Regions from separate parts of the Homo sapiens genome. Here regions 1 and 3 are each linked to region 2. Evidence: chromatin loops called from intact Hi-C (ENCODE). Cell type or tissue: PC-9. All regions are shown on one strand.

Evidence for each region. Peaks named below come from ENCODE experiments on the same cell type or tissue, not always from the same donor. Only the 100,000 strongest peaks of a DNase experiment are listed, where the experiment ranks them.
Region 1: it touches region 2 in a loop (9-fold over the local background); 7 of 110 quality-filtered maps call a loop at or near these places.
Region 3: it touches region 2 in a loop (2.9-fold over the local background); 71 of 110 quality-filtered maps call a loop at or near these places.

What each region holds. Positions count from the first base shown.
Region 1 is chr1:94,114,404-94,122,403 of GRCh38, reverse strand. It overlaps ABCA4 (ATP binding cassette subfamily A member 4), which reads left to right and starts at 1,256. Exons shown (of 50, transcript NM_000350.3): 1 at 1,256-1,424. The coding sequence starts at 1,359. In PC-9, no CTCF peak of the experiment used is centred here; DNase peaks (open chromatin) are centred at 4,103 and 5,683; H3K27ac peaks cover 3,916 bases.
Region 2 is chr1:94,064,273-94,072,272 of GRCh38, reverse strand. The region is part of intron 11 of ABCA4 (ATP binding cassette subfamily A member 4); the gene reads left to right. LOC124904222 (a long non-coding RNA gene) reads right to left here and starts at 1,914. Exons shown (of 2, transcript XR_007066231.1): 1 at 1,713-1,914. RefSeq lists a silencer at 1-260 and enhancers at 2,460-3,017, 3,208-4,407. In PC-9, a CTCF peak has its summit at 3,411; DNase peaks (open chromatin) are centred at 3,152 and 3,932; H3K27ac peaks cover 4,284 bases.
Region 3 is chr1:94,247,362-94,255,361 of GRCh38, reverse strand. ARHGAP29-AS1 (ARHGAP29 antisense RNA 1) reads right to left here and starts at 7,494. Exons shown (of 4, transcript XR_002958338.2): 1 at 7,228-7,494; 2 at 5,843-5,949. It also overlaps a transcript of ARHGAP29 not described here. RefSeq lists silencers at 7,415-7,624, 7,645-7,734. In PC-9, no CTCF peak of the experiment used is centred here; DNase peaks (open chromatin) are centred at 951, 4,791, 5,550, 7,521 and 1 weaker place; H3K4me3 peaks cover 3,397 bases; H3K27ac peaks cover 7,412 bases.

The DNA.
Region 1 (8,000 bases), 50 kb before region 2:
TGCAGAGTTTAAATGACTCACTTGTTCAAGTACCCACCGTTGCCATGTGGGACCGTGAGCAAAGTACTTAATCTCACTAAGCTTCACGTTCCTCATCTGTAAAACAGCAAATATGGACCTCACAAAATTGTAGTGAGGCTAAAATGAAATAACATATGCAAAAGCAGTTTATAAATAATAAACTTACTATAAAATATTATTTTGTAATTCTGCAAGCTTGTCTTAAATGCCATCACCTCCAAGGAGCCTTTTTGCCATCATAAGCAGAAACTATCTCTCTCTTCTTGGAAGCTCCACCATGCACAGCCTATGGGCCCTCATCACACTCCTTGAGTTATTCGAGTTCAAGTCCCGTGTTTACAACCAGACCGCAAACTCTATGAAGTCAGCATCCATTCCTCTCTGTGGTTCTCCCTCCGCCCCATCCAGGTCTCAAGGGTCTAGAGTCTTTCAAAGAGAACACATTCTGAGATTTGAGGAGGCAGAGACAAAAAGTTCCACTGCGAAGTGCCAGGGAGGCTTCTGTTTGGGGTGTCCCTTGGGATCACAGATCCCCCACCTGGTGATGAGTCAACCCAGCACCACCCCATTGCAGGGCTGGAATGACAGTAATGGGCCCACCTGCTGCCTCTCCTCATACCCGCACCCCAGTCAGACATTGCAAGTCAGTCACGGCTCTGTCCTGCTGGGCCTGGAGTGTTCCAGTGCCTTTTCCATCACAGCACCAAGCAGCCACTACTAGTCGATCAATTTCAGCACAAGAGATAAACATCATTACCCTCTGCTAAGCTCAGAGATAACCCAACTAGCTGACCATAATGACTTCAGTCATTACGGAGCAAGATAAAAGACTAAAAGAGGGAGGGATCACTTCAGATCTGCCGAGTGAGTCGATTGGACTTAAAGGGCCAGTCAAACCCTGACTGCCGGCTCATGGCAGGCTCTTGCCGAGGACAAATGCCCAGCCTATATTTATGCAAAGAGATTTTGTTCCAAACTTAAGGTCAAAGATACCTAAAGACATCCCCCTCAGGAACCCCTCTCATGGAGGAGAGTGCCTGAGGGTCTTGGTTTCCCATTGCATCCCCCACCTCAATTTCCCTGGTGCCCAGCCACTTGTGTCTTTAGGGTTCTCTTTCTCTCCATAAAAGGGAGCCAACACAGTGTCGGCCTCCTCTCCCCAACTAAGGGCTTATGTGTAATTAAAAGGGATTATGCTTTGAAGGGGAAAAGTAGCCTTTAATCACCAGGAGAAGGACACAGCGTCCGGAGCCAGAGGCGCTCTTAACGGCGTTTATGTCCTTTGCTGTCTGAGGGGCCTCAGCTCTGACCAATCTGGTCTTCGTGTGGTCATTAGCATGGGCTTCGTGAGACAGATACAGCTTTTGCTCTGGAAGAACTGGACCCTGCGGAAAAGGCAAAAGGTAACAGTTACTGTCTGTGGTTTAAAAATGAGGTGTGGAGCAAATAAACAGGTTGGAAGTGTGGGGTGGGGTGGTGGGGTAGGGTGGTGGGGCAGGGTGGGGGGTTGTGAGCAGTCAGTGGGCTTGTCGCCGATTAGCACTGAAGCAGTGTTTAGCTGGACGGCCTTTCTGTGGGCCCCTCTGACAGTGCCCTTCCCAGGAAGATGTGTTTCTCTGTCCTCAGCCACATGAAAATCTTTTGCCTACCGTGCCTGTCAATCCATTGCCTGCCCGCCCCTCCCCCACCCCCCGTTTTACACCTGCCTGTCCAGTCTACCGCTCTCTAGGGCATCCACGCTGAGCAGTGGGAAGAACTTTAAGCCCTGAAGAGCAGGCCAAAGGCAAGCAAGAACCCCCTCGAACAGCTTCCCAGCTTAGTGAGGCCTTATTTCATTGATTCTCTGAGGCACATTGTTTTTTCACATGTTAGCATTTCTGAAATTGGGATGCAGCTCACGATCAAGTCACAGTTTAACTGGACACATTATTTTTCTTTCTTAGTGGTGCAGAAAAGTAACAGTGTGTCTTACAATTGACTGCGTCCTAGATTCTGTGAGATGCAATACGTTATTAACCATCACGCACATTTCCTGAACTCTTTCAATGAGCAGACACCAGCCTGGGTTAGACTGGAGCCCTAAAAGCACGACACAGATTCCACCCTGGACTGGCTTCTGTTCTGCCTGGGAAAACCCAAAGTACGTTTGGAGACCAAGAGCAACATAAAGTAGCATAGGTGGAATAGTCCATGAGAAGTGCGAGCAAAAGGTGCCGGAGATCAGAGAACACCAAGACTGTACTTGTAAATGACAACTGGCTTTGTGCAATTTTTTCTGGGAAAGGATAAGGAGTGACTATAGAACTGTAAAGAAAGAATGCACTTTGCTACAGCCTTGCAGAGTTGTGCAAATGCCGATGACTAAAGGAGCTGAAAGAGGAAGGAGGGGATAAGGGATGGGGGCTGGGTAGGGGTGAGATTAGGACCCTGGGAGCTGCAAGCCACTGGAGAGATCAGGAGGAAAGGGAGGGAGACCTGCTTTAGGCGAGAAGAGAACAGTATTTGTTCCAAATCTCGGTTCAGAATAAGTTCATGTAGGTGATGGGGCCAACTGGAACAGGTGAAGGCCTATGAATGAGTGTCTCAGTTAGGGTCTCCTTAGAGTTTAATATGAAAAGGTGTTAGCTAAGTACAGAGCTGGTACCTGAGAGAGTAAAAGGAAACTCTAAGGTATCATGGAGGTAGCAATTGCAGGACACAGCTCCCACCCCTAGGGCTGAGAGAACCAAGGGAAGAGACAGGAATTATTAAGACTTGGAGCATAGATGAGAGGTCTGTGGAGCTGACATTAGGACTTGGGAGGAAGGCGTGCATGGAGGCTGCTGCTGGATCTCTGAACCTGACCTCGGGTCTGGACCCCTGAGGAGAAAGCCCTGGCAGGTTGGTGCATGTGGGGCCGAGGGACAATAGCTTAACAACCAGCATAAAAGAGAGCAGCATGGGACACGCTTCAACCATGCGCATGGATGGCTCCAAAACCTGTGTGTGGCTGGCCCAGGACGCAGGGAGGCTGCAGGGGGAAGAGACAAGTTAAACCTGACTTGTCTGGGAAGCACCATTGTCCTCAGGTCACTTTCCTCTGTCAAGCCTGGTGCTGAAGTTATCTGTTGTCTCCAGGGGCCAAGTATTAAGAGTAATCAGAAACTCAGTCCTTTCTTCTAGGAGCTTCCCTTCTTGCATGAAAATCCTGATAAAACTGGAAAAAAAAACCTCATGATTAAATTTTTTCATGTATTCATTCTTTCCTTCTATCAAAAAATAATCTCCAGGCACCGTGCTAGGTTCATTGGTATACAATGGCAACAAGACCTCCCAGCCCCTGCCTATGTGAGGCATCTGTGGACTGCGGAGGAAAATCCAATATGCCATTGTTCTCTCTTTCCCATAAGAAATTACAATTCTCAGTTCATTTTATTCTCACTGTGCTCTTTGTGACCCTCAAAGGGGGTCACATGATAACAGGACTGTAGCTGCTGGCCTAAAATGAGCCCATTCCTGTGGCGCTCATGTCGCTGTGACAGAGAATAACCCTGTTTTCAGAATGCTCTGGTGCCCTCCCTCTCAATCTGGCCTTTCGCTGGCATGGGTGGGCGACTCCTGCTCAGGGACTCTGCCTTCTCCACAGTGTGCTCCCAGGGAGATGGAGCCACTCGGGCTGAGGGCCTTGGCCAGGGCACCTCCCAGGGCTGGGCCTGGTCTGGGCTGGCGTTCACTGGATGCCATCCTGATGGCCTGGAAATTGAGATTTCTGTCTGGCACGCCTCCCGATGGCTCCCCACCTGCTACCACATTCCAGGAGCTTCCAGGATGTCTGGGTAAGACAGAGGCACCCCCAACAGATTCAGTAGCTCTGAGAGGGATCTGTGGCTCCTTCCTAAGCTTGCGGTTCTTCTGGAAACTTCTGCCTCTAGAAGATGGTCCCTCTAAGAAAAGTACAACCACCCAGCCCATAATTCAGCTCCCAGGTTTTCCCTCAAACCTCCATGTCTCCTGTAAGCAGAGCAAGAGTAAAATCAGATACCAAATTTCCTCATTCCTCAGCTCCCAATCCCTAAGGGCATAAGATGAAAATCTTCAGATCTCTGCTTTCCTCCCTCTTTTTTTCTTCCTCTGTTAACATTTGTCAAGTGTTACTAAGTGTCTGGCACTGTACTAAGTGCATCACCTCCCTGAACTCTCCGAACAGTTCCACGAGAGAGGCCTCTCTGTGATCCCCCCGGTACTGATGAGGTCACTGAGGCTCCAGAGAAGGATTAGTAACTGGTGGGGTTGGACCTGGGATTCACACCCATGCTGCGTGACCCAGGACAGGCAGGCATGGCCGTTACACCACACTGACCCCCGTGGATCGAGATCTATCCAATAGTCTGGTCACTGATATCACTAAGATAGAGTGGCCATATAATTTATCATCCAATCAGGGCAGTTTTGCAAGTGAAAGGGAGCACTATTAATAATTGCACTGGGACAATAAATGTAAACCAACACTGGACCTGGAAAACTGGGACGTGTGTTTGCCCTATACCAAGGTAAGCTAGACACAGCCACTGCCTTCATGGAGTTCAGAACCAGGCAGGGGCGGCTCCCACGTATAATTACTGTGCAGCACAACGTGGAGACCGTGGAGTAGAAGGAAACACGGATGGGAGGTGAGGAGGAGGTCTGTGAGCTCAGAGGAGGCACCGGGGCTGGAGAGGGTGAGAGAAGACTTCCCAAGGAGTTCATCCTGATAACGTGCATTCCCAATGACGAGCGCTCTCTCCACTGCACAAGACAAGTATACATCTGCCCGTGTTGGCTGTGGACCTGGCGCTGTGTCAGGGAGGGTTTATGAAGATCACTAGGTGGGTCTCTTGGTGTCATCCCTTCATCCCAGCTTCTGGGTTAGGATGGATATCTGTGGGGGGGCCTGAGGACTCATGAAAGTGGGGCGCTAATCATGTTTTGGACACCACACCCTGGAGCACCTGGGACAGCTGTGGCCTTTGTCCTGGGTTCAGCATCAAGCCGAGGATGTGGCAAGTAAAGAGAGGCTGGGCACCAACTCCAGTGTACCCAGGCTCCGGGTCATGTTTGTCCAGGCTAAGAATTCTGTCCTGGTTCTCAGTGCAGAAGGAAGAATCATGGGGCTCATTTTAGGCCTTGGCTGCCTTCTGTTAAATTGAAAACAGAGCAGGAAGGAAGAAAATTTAACAGGCTCAGTTCTAAAACAACAAGCACAACTGTGCCCTTGCCAGAAACCCCTCCTCCCCATGTTGATTGAATGGTAAAGAGAGGAGGGGAGGTGAGAGGGAGAGAGAGAGAGAGGAAGAGAGAGAGAAAGGAAAGAAAGGAAAGAAGAAGAAAGAAAGAAAAGGAAAGAAAGAAAGAAAGAAAGAAAGAAAGAAAGAAAGAAAGAAAGAAAGAAAGAAAGAGAAAGAAAGAAAGGAGGGAGGGAGGGAAGGGGAAAAGAAAAGAAAAGAAAAAGAAAAAAAGAAGGAAATACCAGTTTGGGAAAAAAGAATTTTCCACCAGCCCTTCTGAGCCTTGGCTGGGCTTAATTAAAGTTACAGACATGTGTAAAGGGCAGGGTAGGGGGAGTCTGAGCTGCTGAGAAAACATGTTTTTAATTATACTGTGGAATTTCTCCCTGGGGTATGCCTGTACGCAGTTAAGCGTCAAGGACAGGGATGCCGCTCTGGGGAGGGGAAGCTGAGCATGATTTTGGAAGCCGGCAGAAGAGGCTATTGTGAAAACCAGACCTGTCAGGCTAGGAAAAGAATGGCTGGTGGTCTTTGACCAGGGAGTGACGCGTGAAATGCAGCAACCGCCCCCGCCCCCCGCCAAAAACAAACACACTCTCACAGAGTTAGAACAACAGTGACCTCTCAACAAATATTTTTCAAAGATTACCAACCAACCATTACCTAGAGCAGCGGTTCTCAACCTTGGCTGCACGGTGGAACTACCTGAGACGTGTTAAAAAGAAGAACCCTGATGTCCCATGCCCCAAGATTCTGATGTAGTTGATCTGGGGTATGATCTGAGACCCCGGCATGTTTTCAGCCTGCAGCCACATGAGAAGTGCTGACCTAATCAACAGGGGTGATGATTTGAGGGGCGGGGACTATAGGCAAAAAAAAACAGCCTAATTCAAGGATGAGAAGAGGGCACAGGTGAGGTGGGAACAGTCCTAGGGCCAGACAAAGAAGGAAGGGAGAAAGGAGGTGCTGATCCCTCCCCTACTCCTGAGAGGAGGCCTTTAAGTCACCGTGCCTTGTGGAGACCAGATTCTTCAAAAATACAAGAATGAGTGAGTGAGGGAGTGGGTGGATGCCAGGAGAGTGCGTGACAAGCCTTGCAAGGGAGGATGACAATGCACTAGCTTGGTTTGGAAATTTTACCCCTGGAACAGGCAGGCCAAGCTGGCTGGTCCCCTCCCTGATACACAGCCCTCCCTCTTTATATATGGAGCAGGGGACGGTGTGTGGCTGGTTTCTTAGCAAGCACCATGGTTCCAAGTTGGCAACTGGGGAGTTCTGAATCCAAAAAGGAGGGAGATGAACGTAAGTGGAGGGCAGGCCTACAAGGTTGCAGATAAGCTTAATTCTGTCTCCTTACTCTTCTGCCTTTGCAACAACCCTGTGATCTTGCGACAACCCTGTAAGGCAATAACAAATGGCTCATGTTTATTGAGTGTTACCTCATGCCATATTGTGCTTTCGTGTTTAACACAATTGTCTCATTTCACCCTCACGACTGCTCTGGGAGGTAGGTCCTGGTATCACATCCATTTCACAGATGAGACCATTTGGCACGGAAGAGTTGAGTGGGCTGCCCAAGGTCACATAGCTAAGATGGAACAGGCTGGATAGGAACCCCAGTAACTTGACCTCAGAGTAACCTTCTCTTAACCCTGAGTGTACACTGTAGGAAAAATGAGCAGTCCCATTTCAGAGAGGACAAAACTGAGACTCAGAGGTTAAGCAAGCCCCAAAGTGGTTGTTAACCCAGATCTTCCCACTAACTCCCAAATCAGCATCAGTGTTTAACGTACCAGACCTCTCCCAGATAGATGTTGCCGCATGGAAGACAGCCGATCTACGTGATAGAAAGCCAATATTGCAAGCAGTCGTCTAAAGGAGTCAAATGTGTTGGATTTGAACTGGATGTCTCATTTCTTTGGTGAAGACACTGGAAACAACTTCCAGGTTTCATCAATTGCTCCTATCACTCAACGTTGCTATCTTACTGAACTTGTTCCCCAGCCTTACCCACTGATGGAATGATCCAGAATGGAAGACAAGACACCAATGTACATGACCCTGGGGGAGGCTGTTTCTTAAATCTACAGACTGTTGGTGACCTGAGCCCCATGTCACCAAAGGCTTTCCTGGAGAAGCCTCCTAGACCAGTCTTGACAAAGGCTCACTCATTCCGTGGATATTTATTGGGCACCTATTATGAGTTCTGCCCCATGTGGGGTGCTGGAATCACAGTAGTGACAACGACAGATGAGGTTCCTGTCCTCAGGAAGCTTACTGCCCTTGAGGGCTTCACTTACTTGGAGGAGTGATGAACCTGAAGTGCGGTGTGTGTTAAGAAGCGGAAGTCCAGGGCCAGGCGCGGTGGCTCACGCCTGTAATCCCAGCACTTTGGGAGGCTGAGGCAGGCGGATCACCAGGTCAGGAGATCGAGACCATCCTGGCTAACATGGTGAAACCCCGTCTCTACTAAAAATACAAAAAAATTAGCCGGGCATGGTGGTGGGCACCTGCAGTCCCAGCTACTCAGGAGGCTGAGGCAGGAGAGTGGCGTGAACCTGGGAGGCAGAGCTTGCAGTGAGCCAAGATCGTGCCACTGCACTCCAGCCTGGGCAACAGAGTGAGACTCCGTCTCAAAAAGAAAAAAAAAAGTGCCTCACGGAGAGTCTATTCTTTTCTTCCCATATTGTGTGTGTGTGTGCGCGCTTCCTCCAACACATCCTCCCTATATATATT
Region 2 (8,000 bases):
AACATGCATTCATTAACTGCTTTTTCCTCTGCTGTCAACACAGTCAATACATGTGCATAACTCCTTATTGTCTACATGGTGATTATCTTGCTGATGAATTCTCAAAGGCCAGAGATTTGGACTATTTTTTCTCTGTAACCTTGCATGTTCCTGGCCACATGCCACCACCACCCAAACAGAATGTACGCAGGGAATGTATTTTTCAGGATAACCTAAGAAAAAATAGGATTAAGAAGATAAAGCTGCTGATCATGTAATGTACTTTAGACTCAGATATATAAATATTTGTGAATTATCTGTCCTATTTCTTTCTTCTATTAATTCATTGACTCTAGATGTGCATTGGAAGGCTAGGGAGAAATCAGGGGATCGTGAGAAAGAGCACAGAAGTCTGCATCACACAAACAATATTATTTCAAGAGCCATGAACTAGATCCTAAGCAACTCATAGGCAATGACCTCATTTCATACCTCTAGTCTCTAAGAAACATATAACTGGCCTGAGGAAGGAAAATGTGGGCAAGGGGTAGACCGGGGTCATGGGTGGAGGTCCAAATAGTAATCAATGGAGCTCATAGGGTGGACTGATATTGAAGCTGCTATGAGCCAGCCACATGCTGGGCACTGTTACATGTCATCTCATGCAATACTCCCAATTACCTGCCTAGTAAGCATAATTGTCATTTTATAGAATTAAAAACAGACTCAAAGAGGTTGACAGTCTAATGTAACACAACAGCTAAATGGGGGATCTGGAATTATAATCCAGAGCTGCCTGGCTCTGATGAGAAAGCTCTTTCTGCTGTCATATGCAGCCCACATTAATAGGGGGCTCAGAAAGTATTCTCTGGATAAATTATATAATGAATCCAATGAAGGAAGACATTATTTTATAATATGCAGCATAATAGGCACTATTATGATTGGATTTTCCTGCTTGAAAGTAGCTAGATTAGAGTAGGAAACCAAAAAGATGTGAATTCATTCAGTCATTCATGCATTTGCATGGATTGAGCTACCTACATTTGAATAAATGCTGTTAATCCCTGATTCCTTGGAAGCTCACATTGGAGAGATAAGCATGTCATTAAATAATGCCATAATAGTGGTATCTCAGAGGACTAGCAGAACATAATTCAATCTGACAGAGTAGAAACAGATTGTACAAATCCAATTCAAAACATCATAAATCCTCTAAGCACTGTCAATTCTTCCTCCAAATTATCTCTGAAATTCCTCCTTCTTTCCCATTTATGGCCTCCATTTACAGAAGCGTGTACTGTCTCTCTTAGCTGTTTGCCAGGCCGCCAGTCTCTTGCTGTTCAGCTCTCAACTGCTTCCAGCAAGATCTTTCTAAAATCCCAGGCTTGCCAAGACTTAGCGCCCACAGCTCCACAGTGACTCCTCATTGCTGTTAAGGTAAAGGCCTTCCCAGTCTAGCCCTTCATGCTTCTTCCATGTTCTATGGGACTGCCCCAGGCTTCCCACCTGGTACCACTGAGCCTTTCCATCCTTCCCCCACTCGACTGCCAGGTCAACACCCACACCCACGCTTCAGGACTCAGGTCCTATGTTTCGGGCCTTCTTCTGTGCACCATTCCCTTCCCTGTAGCCCTTGATCATGATTTGTTTATACGCCTCCGCACCTTCATGGCCCTGAACCCCTCAAGGGCCGAAACTGCCTTACTTTTCTTTTTGACTTCCCAACTTACCTTAGTGGAGCTGTAGTCACATAGAATAGACGCTCATAAATGCTTCTCTGGGCTGTAAAGGTTGAATTTTCCAGCTAAGCAAGGAAGAAAGACAATTTCAGGCAGGAGGAAGGGCATAAGCAAAGTGCAGAGATGTGAAGCTCAAGAGAAATGGATGGGCTGGGCAGAGGTGTGGCTGCAGCATCAGGGGAGAAGAAGTAGTGCCTGGAGTCAGCAGGCACGGCTTGCAAAAGCTTCACCTATAGGTGAAAGGACACCATCTCTTGCACCAATAGGCTCTGTGATTGGAGGCAACTTTGCTGTTTTACTGCCAGAAAACTGAGGATGATAACCCAAACTGCAGTTCAAGTGGCATTCACTGGTGTGGCTGAAATGGGTGTTTGTGGCCAGAATGTGGTCTGATTGGTCAGTGCCCAGCTCTGTTGATTAGCAGATGTTTTGAATATAGTAGCATCCATGTGCCCAAGTTGTTGGGATGATTCAACAAGAAACTTTAAGAGCTCAAGTGCCCTGCAGTTGTCAGCCAGGTGATTCTCTTCCTTTGGACCCAGTTAGACGCAGGCATTACCTCGTGGCTTTGCCCCAGTGTGAATCTTTGTCCTCCAACTTGATCTTTTTATTTGTTTCATTATTGTATTTAAGTTGTTTATTTTAGAGACAGACATTTTTTAACAGCTGTGCATTTCCTGTCCCTTTGTTTTCCAGTCGTCATGTGTTTCCTTACTCTCTGTGGGTGAACGTTTCAGATGTCTGTTTGCGGTGCCCAGCGTGCAAGATAAAATTTATTGCAGTGCCTTCGGCCTCTAACTCACCATTCCAACCAATTCAGATAGCCCAAGGCTGTTTTATCCAGTGGATTTTTCCATGTAGTGGGAAATAAATCTTGAATGTTACTGTTTAGATTAGCCAGGAAACTCATTCTGGGATGTTTGCCCACATCCATTGGCATTTCTCAAAAGGAACCCCAGGTGTCTACCTTGACACCAGCAGGGCCACTTGAGCCCTCCGCTGGCATTCATCGCCCGCTTTGTTCTCAGCCTGAGTTTAGGAGTTACAGATGTGAGAGGCGGGATTATACAGCCAACATCTCTAAGCGGGCAGTGGCTCCCTTACCCTCGAAGACCTCACTCCTAGCACGTCCTGGATGTATTCGTCAAAATATGTCCTCTTATGCCACGTCAGCACAGGGTTGCTCCCCACTTTGATCATCAAGTTTAAACAAAAGGAAAGATTTTCTTTCTTTCTCTGCCTCTACTGGACATCATTTCCCACCTAACAGATAATTTAATGTATCTGTTACTGAATGTGTTTGAATTACAGACAGAGAGGTCACAGTTAAAGAAGGAAGCCTGCTGCTACTGCAGCTTGTCCTCCCAAGGAGGTGTTTGATTTAGCTGTGTAAACAAATGACTGCATTCTCCAGAGGTCCTGAACACAGCTGCCTGCGCTGGAGAGGGCTCAAACCTCTTCCGCCAGGGTGAACTCTGCTTCCTGGTGAGTGCCAGCAAAACAACCAACAAAGAGCTGTAGGACTTGTGTGGACTTCAAATGGTGGTGGTCCTGCCACTTGGGCTCAGCCACAGCAGTTAGGAAACTAAAGGGGAGGAGGAAAGCCCTTTCCTTGCTTTATTGTCATTGGCTGTCATAGGGCATTACAATGGTTCTCTTTGAGATTCTGAGCTCCGGCTATAACATTTGCCCAGAATCTGCCTCTGAGGCCTTAAGACACTGTGTTTTTATTCAGCAAAGATGCCCTTTGACTCCTTTTCCCACTAGTGGTGCTAGGTTTGAGCACCTTACACTGGCCCCTTACAATAGCCAGTTCTTGTCTACCTACATTCTTCCCTAACATTCATGATTGCATAGTTACTCTTAGTGTAGAAGCAGACAGCTTTTACACATAGACTCCATGGCCGTAGCCTCATAGAACCTACTATATTCTAACTTGCAAGCTAATCAGACCAAATATATCAAAATCAAAAACCTCTGCTGAGAGTTTATTCATTCATCTCTGTCTCCCAAACGTACTTATGTACATACGTGCACTAATATACATGTCCATTAGCCAAGATTTTGATTTCAGGGATCAAAGCAAGTACCAATAGGGAATGAGGTCACTTGCTGCATGGCAGGTGGCTTCCCCATGAGAATGCAAGGCCACCTCATGACTCATACTTCAGAGGGTGACCCAGGAACTTCTGATTCATGTCCAAAGCAGCTTCTACAATTGCTCTACCTTGATCTAGGGAAGATGTGGGGAGGATGACATTCGGGATTAGCTTTATAAGGCCTTCCTGTGGGCAGAGTTGTCTGACTTTCACCTAGTGATCAACAAGCAGCTAGCAAGCATCAGTGTGTGAGGCCCCACGCCCTCTCAGCTCCCCTACTGCCCACCTGGGACATGGGCTTTGGCATCTGTCCATAGCATTGTTCTAACCAAATGAGGTGTTATGGATCAGCTCAGGATGGGATATGTTCCCAGACATATTATTTAAAGAAAATAGCTCCCTTCCTCCCCTGATAAACAGCTGCCATGGCTAAAAGGTAACCTGGCTGGGGCTTAAAAGTCTGTTGACTTTCAAGATATTTTGCAAAAACAGTCATAAAAATGGTATTTATCAGATCCTAACTATTTGTGAGACGGTTTGGTATACCATAGTGGTTAAAAACACAGGCTCTTTCCAGAGGAGGTTTACTTTGCTTAGTCGTGTCTCCTAAGTGAACTTGGACCTCATAAGGTTGTTGTGAGAATGAAATGGGTGAATATGAGTAAAGTCCTTGGACCAGTTTTGGCCGTATAGTAAGCCTTCAGCAAGCATCTGCTTTTATTCCTACAGGGAGGCAATTGTAAGCCCTTCACAAACAGCGTCTAATGTGATCCTTAGAACAAACCTATGAGATAGGGCATATCTCAATTTTGTAGGTAGGGAAACAGAAGCCACACAATTAGGAAATGGCAACAGATCTGTTAGACTCTTAAACACTATGCTACACCAATTTGCAAGGCAAGGAAGACAAAGCACCTTTGAAAATGGGTCAGATGTTTTAGGGTAAATGAACGTTTGAGAATCTTTTAAGTTTTTTTTCCCCCAGAGATTATCAAGGTATCATTGTAGGGGGATGCATCAGGAAACATGACTATGAATCAGCTGCCTGATAAACCAGCCAGGATGGAGCCCACGTCATCACAGCAGTCAGCAATGCCACTGAAAAACATCAGCTGCTTATTCCCGTATAGATTTCCCCTTAAGACATGAAAAGGGAGTTCAAAGAGAATGGGCCAGATATCTCTGAGAGTCATATTACTAAAATATATTTATTTTTACTAGCTTTTTTGTTTTAAGAGGTATACTGTCATTAGCACTGTAGCAAAAATTCACGTTTTATTAATTTCTCCTAGTTTATCATGTGATTCTAGGGTAGGATGCAGAGTTATATTCAAAATACACAAATCAACTCAACTCAGTAAACATATATCGAGGCCCTATCATGACAAAATGCTATTCTAGAGACCACGGCGAACAAGCCACGGCCCCAGCCTCAAAGAATGTACTATCTTTGGAACTGTGCTGGCCAATACAGTAACCAGCAGCCACGCAGGGCTATTTAAATTTAAATTAATTAAAAGTAAAAACACAATGCCTCAGATGCATTAGCCACATTTTAAGTGTTCAATAGATATTTGTGGCTCCTGCCTGCCATATTGGACAGGGCAGATATAGAACAATTCCATCACTGCAGAAAGTTCTACTGAACAATGCTGCTCTGGAGCAGAAGATCTTCTTGTTCAGGGATGTTACACCCCCGCTTGTGGCTAGAGTGTGGCTTATCCTCAGAGCAAGGATAGGGGAACCATGGCACTCTGCAGGCTCAGCACTGAAGACACGGATGCAGGCTCTGCTTCTGACCTAGATTGACCTTGGGCAAGGCCCTTTGCTCCTCTGATCCCAATTTCTTCACCAGCCAAGTAAGAACATCAGACCACAAGCCCTCTAGGGCTCTGTCCAAATGCCCCATGACTGAGTGAACTGGTAGAACATTCTATGTGTGTGTCACAACATGAAGAGCAAAGACTTTCATCTCCCCAAATAATTTTGTTTTTCGTTTTAGGAATTAAATTTCAGATTCACTCTAATTGCCAATACTAAAATTCTCTATATGCAGTTCTAAACTTGACAAACCAATAAAAAAAGATTATTTGACTACTTATCTTTGTACAACATTGAGGTCTCCCTAAAGCAAATTTAAATGCATATTTTAAAAATGTATTCTAGCAGTTCAGTTCAGAAGCCCCCTGGCCCAAGCATCACACTGTCAATCCTTTGTCCTCAAGCAGCATGGTTGGGTGGGTTAAGTACTGACAAACACTGGGTGTCAGGCCCATGGTCAGGGACTGTGCTAACAGTCTACATATTAGATGCCACCTACCCCCACCCTCAACAGACCCAAACTATTTATCCAATAGCAAACCTTGCATTATTTCTGTCCAGAAGAAACAAACATTTATTGACAACTTTTGGTGTGTGACCTGTTTAAGTCCTACATCTCATTTAAGGACTGGTCAATGTTAGGCTAGGCAATGCCTGTTTGTGAGAGAATCACTGCCTAAAGAAAATTCTCCATTTCCCTTAGCTCTATGGTGGGTGACTACACATACTGGTATTTCTTAAAGAAATACCAATTCCATTTCCTTTTAACATAATTATTAATATCTCATTAGCATGGTGTCACTGAAGCCTGGGCCCAAAGAAATACCAATTCCATATCATTTTAAGATCATTATTAATATCTCATCAGCGTGGTGTCACTTAAGCCTGGGCCCTTTAGAATTTTTCATGTACCTGTGTTCCTCTGCCCATATCAGCTGGAACACTAATAGTTTTCTTCCTTTTTATCTAGAAGACTGAGAACATTACATGGGACCTGCCCCCAGGGCATGGAGGCTGAGGTGGGACAGTTTAGTTCAGGAGGCCCAAGAAGTGTTGGGTGTGCAGCCCCTTGTTCAAACACAGCCTCTGAATCGCCAGAGGCTTCCGGTGCATACTCTGAGGCGCAGGTGGGACTCGGGAGTGAGAGGTTTCGGCGAATGAATTGGGATTGCCTACTTCTTCCCAGTGCAGTGGAGCTTGGTTCTGTGGTCAGGTCCTTACGCCCTGTCTGCCTTTCTCGTTTCTTTATTTCTCGGGTAGTAGTTGTGGAATCAAATGACCTGGGGTTTGATACCTACTCTACCACGCCTCTGGGGGAGTCACTCAGACTCGTTGAACCTAAGTTCCGGGGCTGCCAAGTGAGGATAAGTAGTAATTGCTGATCCACCTACTTGACAAGATAGTAGTGAGGGCCCTGAGCGCCAGGCTGTGGATCCAGCCTTTCCCACGGTTCCTGGTGTGGCAGGAAGAACTCTAGGCCTGAAGGTGAAATTGGGGAGGGAGTCCCAGCTCTGCCACTGTCTCTCTGGGTGACCTCAGGCAGGTCTCCTCAAAAAAATAAGATACTTTATAAAGCTCAGTTTCCTCTTCAGTAAAATGAGGATTCCAGGTAACTCACAGATAGTTTGTGGGGATGAATCTGTTCCTTAAAGCCTGCAGTACATCAATAACCCAGTCTTCCTGCTTGCTTTCCCCCCTCTCCACTACCAGTGATCATAGTCTGATCCCATAGGTGATATCCCAGCTCAAAACCCTACATTAGCTTCTGTGGCTGTTTAAGGCCTGCCCAGAACTCCCCTGGTCTTAGCACTGAAAGCACGTGTCCGGGGAAGCCCTGCATTGGTCGTTCATACTACTGAGTCCCGCAGGGCAAACCGTCCGGTCCCACCCTCCTTTCTAGTGCTGCTGTCACACTCACCTCCCTTCACCCTACACTCCCTTCTGTGCCTTGCAATTACCTAGGGAGTTTTTTACAAGATATGGATGCCCTGGCCCTGCCACTAGAGATTCTGATTTAATTGCTTGGGGTAGGGCCTGGCATAGGTATCTTTTAAAGCTCCGCAGTGGTTCTAAAGCACAGCCACAGATGGGAACCACTGATCTATTCTTGTAGGTCCCCAGATACCTCATGTGCTGTTCCCTGTGCCTGAGCTGACCTTTCCCCCACTTTCCTCTCCTCGGCTAATTCCTGCTTATCCTCCTACTCAGGAGGCTCTTCCTCCAGGCAGCCTTCCCTGATCCCTCCAGGAAGACTTAGCTGCGTCCCTCCGCTGGGCTTCCCCAATACACTGGGCTTGCTTTCATTAGAACCTGATCCTTCCACATTATGGTTGTTGGTTTGCTCCAATCCTCTCCCTCA
Region 3 (8,000 bases), 180 kb before region 2:
GTTCTGGAGGCTAGAAGTTTGACATCAAGGTGTCAGCATGGTTGGTTTCTTTTGAGGACTCTCTCAACTTGTAGATAGATGGCCATCACTCCCTGTCTTCACATGGTCTTCCCTCTGTGTGTGTTGGCATCCTAATCACCTCTTCTTGTAAAGACACTTGTCATTGGCTAGGGGCTGCATACACTAATGACCTCATTTTAATTGAAGTACCCCATTTGAAGCCCCTATGTCCAATATAGTTACATTCTGAGGTACTGGGTGTTAGGACTTTAACATATGAATTTGGTGGCGTGGGGGTGGCAAACACAGTTCAACCTATAACACATTGTTAGATAAATCAGTAGTCTACTTTGTTCTCAAGAAATTTTCCCTAAGCTGTGATCTTTATGTCCTTTGTCTTTTCCTCTTCCCCAAAGTCCTGTCCCCACTACCAAAAACCACCTTCAGTTTTTATAGCACTTCAAATACTGATTCATGAATACAACATTGTTATTGGCATCTGGCAGCTCCATTTCACTGACTTGGTGTTCAAGAAAAGCTGTGTAAATTAAAATGCCAGCTCTCTGTGAAACATCTTCACAGGGTCCTTCTGGAATCCACTGTCCCTTGACCCACATCCTATGCTTCTATTTTCTGACTCACAAAGCAACTCCAAGGTCTGGATAAGACCACTTGCCTACCGGTCTACTCATTTCCTTAGGTTCTGGTTTTTTAGTAGGCTTGTTTTACCTTTTAGTCATTTTTCCCGAATGGAGCTCTTTTTCACCTCCTCTTGGTTCTTAGTCATTACCCAGGAGGAAGTTACTAGAAGTCAGATTGCCAAGCAGTATTGCCTTCATGGACTCACAGAAGAGATCTAAAGCATTTCTCACCTTGCAGCCAATTCAGGCTAACTCCTAAGCAAGGCAACTTACTGTCTTCAAGCCTTGTTTGCCATTCTATCTGTTCTCCACCCTGAATCTACTAAGCTGATGGTTTCAGTGATGTTATGTAACAGGTATTTCATCAGTTTTTTGGCTAGTAGGATATATGGTTATGTCTGTGACCTCATATATTCTAGTACCATGTAGCTCCCAGACAAAATTTAATTGCATTCATGAGTATCCTAAACTAAATACGTCATCAAGAAGAATAAGGTAAAGGGTGTCAATCCATCAGTGACAATCAATATTTTTGAAGGTCTTTGAAGTGAAAGCATCTATAGACATTTCTAGATACCAATATTATAGAATTATTAACTCATAGTACTACTTTAACTTGTATTTGCCTTCTTCTAATTTAAGCCACACATTGTCAGCTATTGAGATAATTTCAGAATAAAATCATTTAAATCCAGGTATCTAAATGGTTGGATGATAATAGTTCTTCTAATACTATAAAATGTAATCTTATCTTGAGTGAATTTAAAAACAGGTTTCTAAACCAAATATTTTCCAACTTTTACAAGCAGTCACTTCTCAATTCTCTGGCAAGCATGGCACAGGCAGCCACCCCTATATAAATATGTAGTTAGAAAGATAAACACTCACTGAAGTCACTAAGTCACTAGTAGTAGCATTGTTTCTCAGAGAGTTCAGCAGTACTTGCTCAGTGGGTAGATAAAGAAATATTAGTAATGTTTCCATTGGGCTCTACTCCTTCCTAAAGCCAGCCAGCCTTCTCCCTTAGAGAAAAGCCTTAATGTGTGCATGTGCGTGCGTGCGTGCGTGCGTGCGTGCGTGCGTGTGTGTTCCAGATGCCTGCGGACAACTTCCTACTTCAAGAGCAACCCAAGCTCCTCACTGGTTGTATGTTAAGCCATCCATTGTTTAGGGCCATAATTTTTAGTACAATAAGTCAGACCTCCAAAATAATAGGAGTAAATTTGTAGAACAAATTTCATATTTAAACATGTTAGTATAGCTCAAATATTTACTCATTAAACTAAGAATGATCAAGGCAAGTGCTTTCATTTAATTTCATAGATTTACAGAGATTTTAAAACATTAGTGTAGAAAGGGCCCTGGTCTTGGTTCCAGTCTAGTCAGGCCAGTGACTAACTGTAAGCCCGGGGAAAGCTGGGCTGGGATTTCCTTATAAAATAAAAGAGAATGGATCGGGCGCAGTGGCTCACACCTGTAATTCCAGCACTTAGGGGGACCGAGATGGGCGGATCACTAGCTCAGGAGATCAAGACCATCCTGGCCAACACAGTGAAACCTGTCTCTACTAAACATACAAAAAATTAGCCGGCTGTGGTGGCATGCACCTGTAGTCCCAGCTACTCAGGAGGCTGAGGCAGGAGAATTGTTTGAACCCAGGAGGCAGAGATTGCAGTGAGCCGAGATCACGCCACTGCACTCCAGCCTGGGCAACAGACTGAGACTCTGTCTCAAAAAAAAAAATAAAGGAGAATGAAGTGAATAAGCTCTAAGATCCCTTTGATTCTGAAACTTATGAAATTTTATCAGAAAAACAGATCTCATTTTGTTATCTTACAGGTATTTTGTGAGGATCATAGAATACACAGGTTAAGGGGAGCAGTATTTGCTTTCTTATCTAGTCACCATTTGGTGAATCGATGAAAGAAAAAAACAATCGTGGAAAATGTTTACCCCTCTACTTTAAAGAAGGAAGGAAATAATTTAAGATTCTTTTTTTTTTTCATTAGAGAACTTCTATTAGAATACTTACGAGGCCATGGGGATTTGTTCCCTTTCCCTTACTCTAAAACTTTGGCTGATTGGGTTGTTTAGGTTGTTTGGCATGATCCGAACTTTTATTACTGATGTAAGTATACCCTTGGTAGCATGGGCAGGGTCAGGCTGCTGTTATCTACTAACCTGCCCCTGAATGTCAGCAGGTTTGCCTGAGGACTCCCTGGACTGCTTCTCCTGCCTCTACGGCACAGGGTGATCTTGGACAAACACCCCAGCCGACACTGTAACTATCCTTTATTTGCCTGTTGAAAGCAGCAGAGGCAAATGACCAGAGGCTTCACTTTTACTTCTATGAAAAAATTGTGTTCCTTGGAAGAAGCGTTCTTCCTTAAGTTACTAAGGCCTCTAAACTAGCAGAGCCCAGAAACCCAAGAAAGGGAACCAAGCTATAAGCAGAACTTTATAATGTAAGATTCTTGAGTTACTTATGGCTCTTTCAGATAAAGATTTGGTGAAGTCATGAAACTTGTCATATGTTAGTATATTGGTTACAAGCAGCTAAAGTAAAATCTTTCTCAAACAATGTAATATAGTTCTCTTATCTGATTAAAACTCTCAAAATGTTAACAAATTAATCTTTTCAAAAGATAACTCTAATGTTTGGATATATTGTATTGTTATTTTCTTTAAATCTTTCATTCGTTGATGAATTCCAAGTACTTTTCCAGGGGCTGGAAACACAGTGGTGAACAAAGCAGGCAGAGTCCCTTCTTTCATAGAACTTAACATACCCATACTAGTAAGGGGACATTTAAAAAATCTGTAAATAAACCAATAAATCTATATCAAGTCAGTAGAGGGATAAGTGCAAAAATTAAAGCAGAGTAAGGAAGAAAGGGAGTATCAAAAAGGGGGATGCTGTTTTTATGGAGGAGTCAAGGAACATGTCAATAATCTGGACCATTTGAGGAGAGACCAGAAGGCAGCAAGGAAAAGGGAGCAAGGAACAAGTCACGTAGATGTATGGGAAAAGCCAATTCCAGGCAGAGGAAACAGCAAAGGCAAAAGTCCTGAGGCAAAAGGGACTTTGGGGTACCTGGGGAAGAGCAAGAAGGACAGAGACGCAGAGGTAGAATAAGAGGAGTCATTTCCTAATATCTTTTTCTAAGAGAAGTATGGTCAAACTTAACTTCATGTTAATGTCAATTTCCATGAAGTCCAGCAGAAATTCTTCATTGAACTTCTTCTGTGTCTCAGCTTTTCATTTATAAAATGGGTATGATAGGCCAGGCACGGTGGCTCACGCCTGTAATCCCAGCACTTTGGGGGGCCGAGACCATCCTAGCTAACACGGTGAAACCCCGCCTCTATTAAAAATACAATAAATTAGCCGGGCGTGGTGGTGGGCACCTATAGTCCCAGCTACTGGGAGGCTGAGGCAGGAGAATGGCGTGAACCCGGGAGGTGGAGCTTGCAGTAAGCCAAGATTGCGCCACTGCACTCCAGCCTGGGTGACAGAGCAAGACTTCCTCTCAAAAAAAAAAAAAAAAATGGGTATGATAATAGCACTTCATAGGTTATTGTGAGGACTGAATAATTTATGAAATGTAAAGTATAATTAAAAGTGTATCACTAGCACAATAACTAGACATTTATAGTTTACTAGCACGGAGTAAAGTATAAATGGCTAGTTATTATTACTACCACCATAATCTTTTTATTCACAGTAGTATCAATAATTGCATTTTTAAGGCTAATATTATTTTTGGCACTGATCATTAATTATTAGGGGAGTTACCTTATACATATTACTAAGACATCAGGTAGGGTTATGGTATGTGATGGCTCAAGCACAGAGGTTTATATCATCAAAATCTTATAAGAAAGTTTAAAACACATTAAAAATTGGAGTTCGAAATGTAGTAACTTAATTTGGACGTAACATGAGTATGATATCTTCATCTATATACTCAAATATTTCTTTATTTTTGTCAATCTTAGTTTCCTGTCCTTATGACAGCACAGAATTCTTGGATGTTGGTAATGTCTTTCACATTCATTTCCAGCATGAGGTCTGAATTGATTCCTTGTTTCTCAATTACACCCATCATGGAATCAAGATTAATAACCTGCTTGGTGAGTTTTGTCCACCTTGGAATCTGGAGGCTTTGTACTCACTGTGGCCTGTTAGACTCTGAGTCGTTCCTTTTACATGCCCCAGCAGTGAGGTCAAGGACAGCCGCAGTCCAGGGAGTCCAAGGACTGCCTGCCTTGGGGCCACCCGTGCAGGCTTCCATTACTTCTTCCCCTCTCCCAGGCATTATTCATCATGGTTGAGGAGAATCTAAGGGTGGATTTAAAATTCCCTGATATATCCCCTGTGCTCAGAACAATGTCTGGCACATTAGAGGTATTCAGTGAATATTTGTGGAATCAATAAAAATACAACAGACATGATGGACAATGTGGGTCCCTCCTAAACAGACTGCTGTTGAAGTGTGGCAGAGGGGAAGAGCACCTGTCCACTCTGCTCCCCTGTGGGGCTGGGCTCCCACCTCCACCACCCACATGGAACATGCACACTTGTGATCAGTCCCTTCACCTCAGGGAACAGGATATCTGGGATAGGCTTTGCTTTAGACATGAGGTTTTTGTGACCATCATATTTGGTTCTACTAGATACAACCAAGTTGAGTGCAGTTTGTGATTTAAAAAAAAAATCACACTGGAAGAATTTTTACTGCTGGGCCTACCATTCATGCCCTCAACATCCCTCCAGAAAATTCTTAGTGGGGGCCCATTCTGTATTAGATACAGACCTAACTAATGTAGTACTGTGGAACTTTCAATCTAATTAGCATAAACACTGCCAAAAACCATGGCACCAAAACCATAAGTGCCACAAGAATAGTATCCTATGTACAATATGATGTCAAATAGGATGACTAATTTTCTTTCTTTTTTTTTTTTTGAGATGGAGTTTCACTCTTGTTGACCAGGCTAGAGTGCAATGGCACAATCTCAGCTCACCACAACCTCTGCCTCCTGGGTTCAAGCGATTCTCTTGCCTCCGCCTCCCAAGAGCTGGGACTACAGGCATGCGCCACCACACCTGGCTAATTTTTTGTATTTTTACTAGAGATGGGGTTTCTCCATGCTGGTTAGGCTGGTCTTGAACTCCCGACCTCAAGTGATCCACCCACCTCGGCCTCCCAAAGTGCTGGGATTGCAGGCGTGAGCCACCGCGCCCGGTGGATGACTAATTTTCACTGGAGCGAACAGAAAGGCTTCAGAGCAGAGGCAGGATTCTCTATCATGGAAGGAATGAAAAATATTTCAATAAGCAGAGTGGATATGTGTTAATATATACTGTAATTATAAAATAACAATACCACATCATCTGTCATACATGCTTCATTATTAATGCACTATCCAGTTATGCCTTTGATTTCTTGTTTGTGTGTCTGTTAGTCCTCGTCCTCCAAAACCATGATCATGAGCCACTTTAGTGAAGAAACATTTATAGGTAAAAAACCTAGTTGGCTTATAAGATGATTCAGGGCACATGCTGAGTCAGTGTTAGAGGATTTGGTGGAGATATTGCCCCTTATTTTTTAGTTTCTTTGCCAAACACAGCCATTTATCCCACATAGCAGATGTTTGACATTCACCCTTTCTCAGTTAATAATCATATTTACTTATAAAAATGACCCAGGTGTGGTAGCTCATGCCTCTAATCCCAGCACTTTGGGAGGATGAGGCAGGAGGATCCCTTGAGGCCAGGAGTTTGAGACCAGCCTGGGCAACATGGCGAAGACTCCATCTCCACAAAACATAAAAATAAACAACAGAGCTAGCTGGGTGTGGTGACACAAGCCTGTAGTCCCAGCTACTCAGGAGGCTGAGATGGGAGTATTCCTTTAGTCCAGGAGTTCAAGGCTTCAGTGAGCTATGACTGTGCCACTGCACTCCAGCCTGAGCACAGAGCAAGGCCCTGTCTCTCTCTAAAACAAAACAAAACAAAACAAAAACATCTTCCTTTGACAATGTTTTCAAATATATTTCTCCTAACGAAGAAGGGTGAAGAATATGACAGATATTTAATCTTTTTGAAAAATATTTAAAGGGAAGATGCCATTAAGTGATTTTTCCAAATTCCCTTTCCATAATTTTACCCATTAATCAGCTAATATTCATGGAGTGCTTATGTGTCAGCACAGGTGACAGGAAAGGTATTCTTAGTAGAGTTGGTAAGTGTTACTAATATATATTATATATAAATGCAGTGTTTTGTTTTCCTCCATACATGATATGATGTGTGATCCAACATCTAGATAAATGTTTTATTTTGGTTGCGGCTTCCTCCACCGTGTTGATCAGTCCCATGACTGAAGGAGCACTTAATGGTAAGAAGCAGGTAGCGTGGTTAGGGGACATGCGATCAACTAGCATCTACTGAGCACCTGCCATGTGTCGGGGACTGTATAATAGCTGATGTTTTGAGTAATTTATTTGGTTTGCTGAAAGTGACAATCAGTTGAAGACAGAAAAGAGTGGGGGGAGTTTTAAAGTTAAGCACAAAACGTACTTTTGTTTTGAATGGGAGAAGAAGGGTGGAGGAAGACGGCCGACAAAACAAGTTGAACACCTGAGTCTTGACTGGAAGGAATTCAAAGTGCCCACCTGAGAAATGTCTAATTAAACAAGGACAGAGAACCTGCTCCCTGCAGGAGGGTACAAAAAGTCACTTTTCCTCTAAGTCGCTCTGCCCGCCCTGCTGCAAGTCAAAAGGGCGACCGACGCGGCCGCGGTTGGGACAACTTCAGGCCGGGCGCAGCTGACCGCCGCGTTCTGCGCGCGAGCGAGCAGCCGCCCCAACCTGCCGCGGTCGCCGACCCCGCCCCCCGGGAGCGCGGGCCAGGCCAATGGGCTGGGCTCCAAGGGGCGGGGCAGGCGGCCGGCGCAGCCGTGGCGGTAGCTGCAAAGGCGGCGGCCGCTGTGGTGGTGGTGGTGGTGGTGTCTGTGGCTGCGGCTGCCACTTGGCCGGGCGTCTGCGGGCCGTGGGGGATGGGGGCGGCGAGCTCCAGCCCTCGGCGGTGGCGGCGGCCGTAGGTGTGGGGCGGCCGTCCGCGTCCGGGACGCGGGATGGAGCGCCGTGGTGAGTGTGAGGAGGTGGCGCTCGCTTCGGCCGCGGCGGTGGTGGCTCCGGGCTGGGGTCGCCCGCGCGGGCGCCGGCTAGTTGCCGTCCAGGGTCCGGCAGGGGCTAGGGGCGCGCCCGGCGAGGCAGGCGCGGACGAGCGAGAGGACGCGGGCGGGCGCTGCCGGTACGCCGCGGACCCCGGGTGCGCGCTCTGAGTTGTG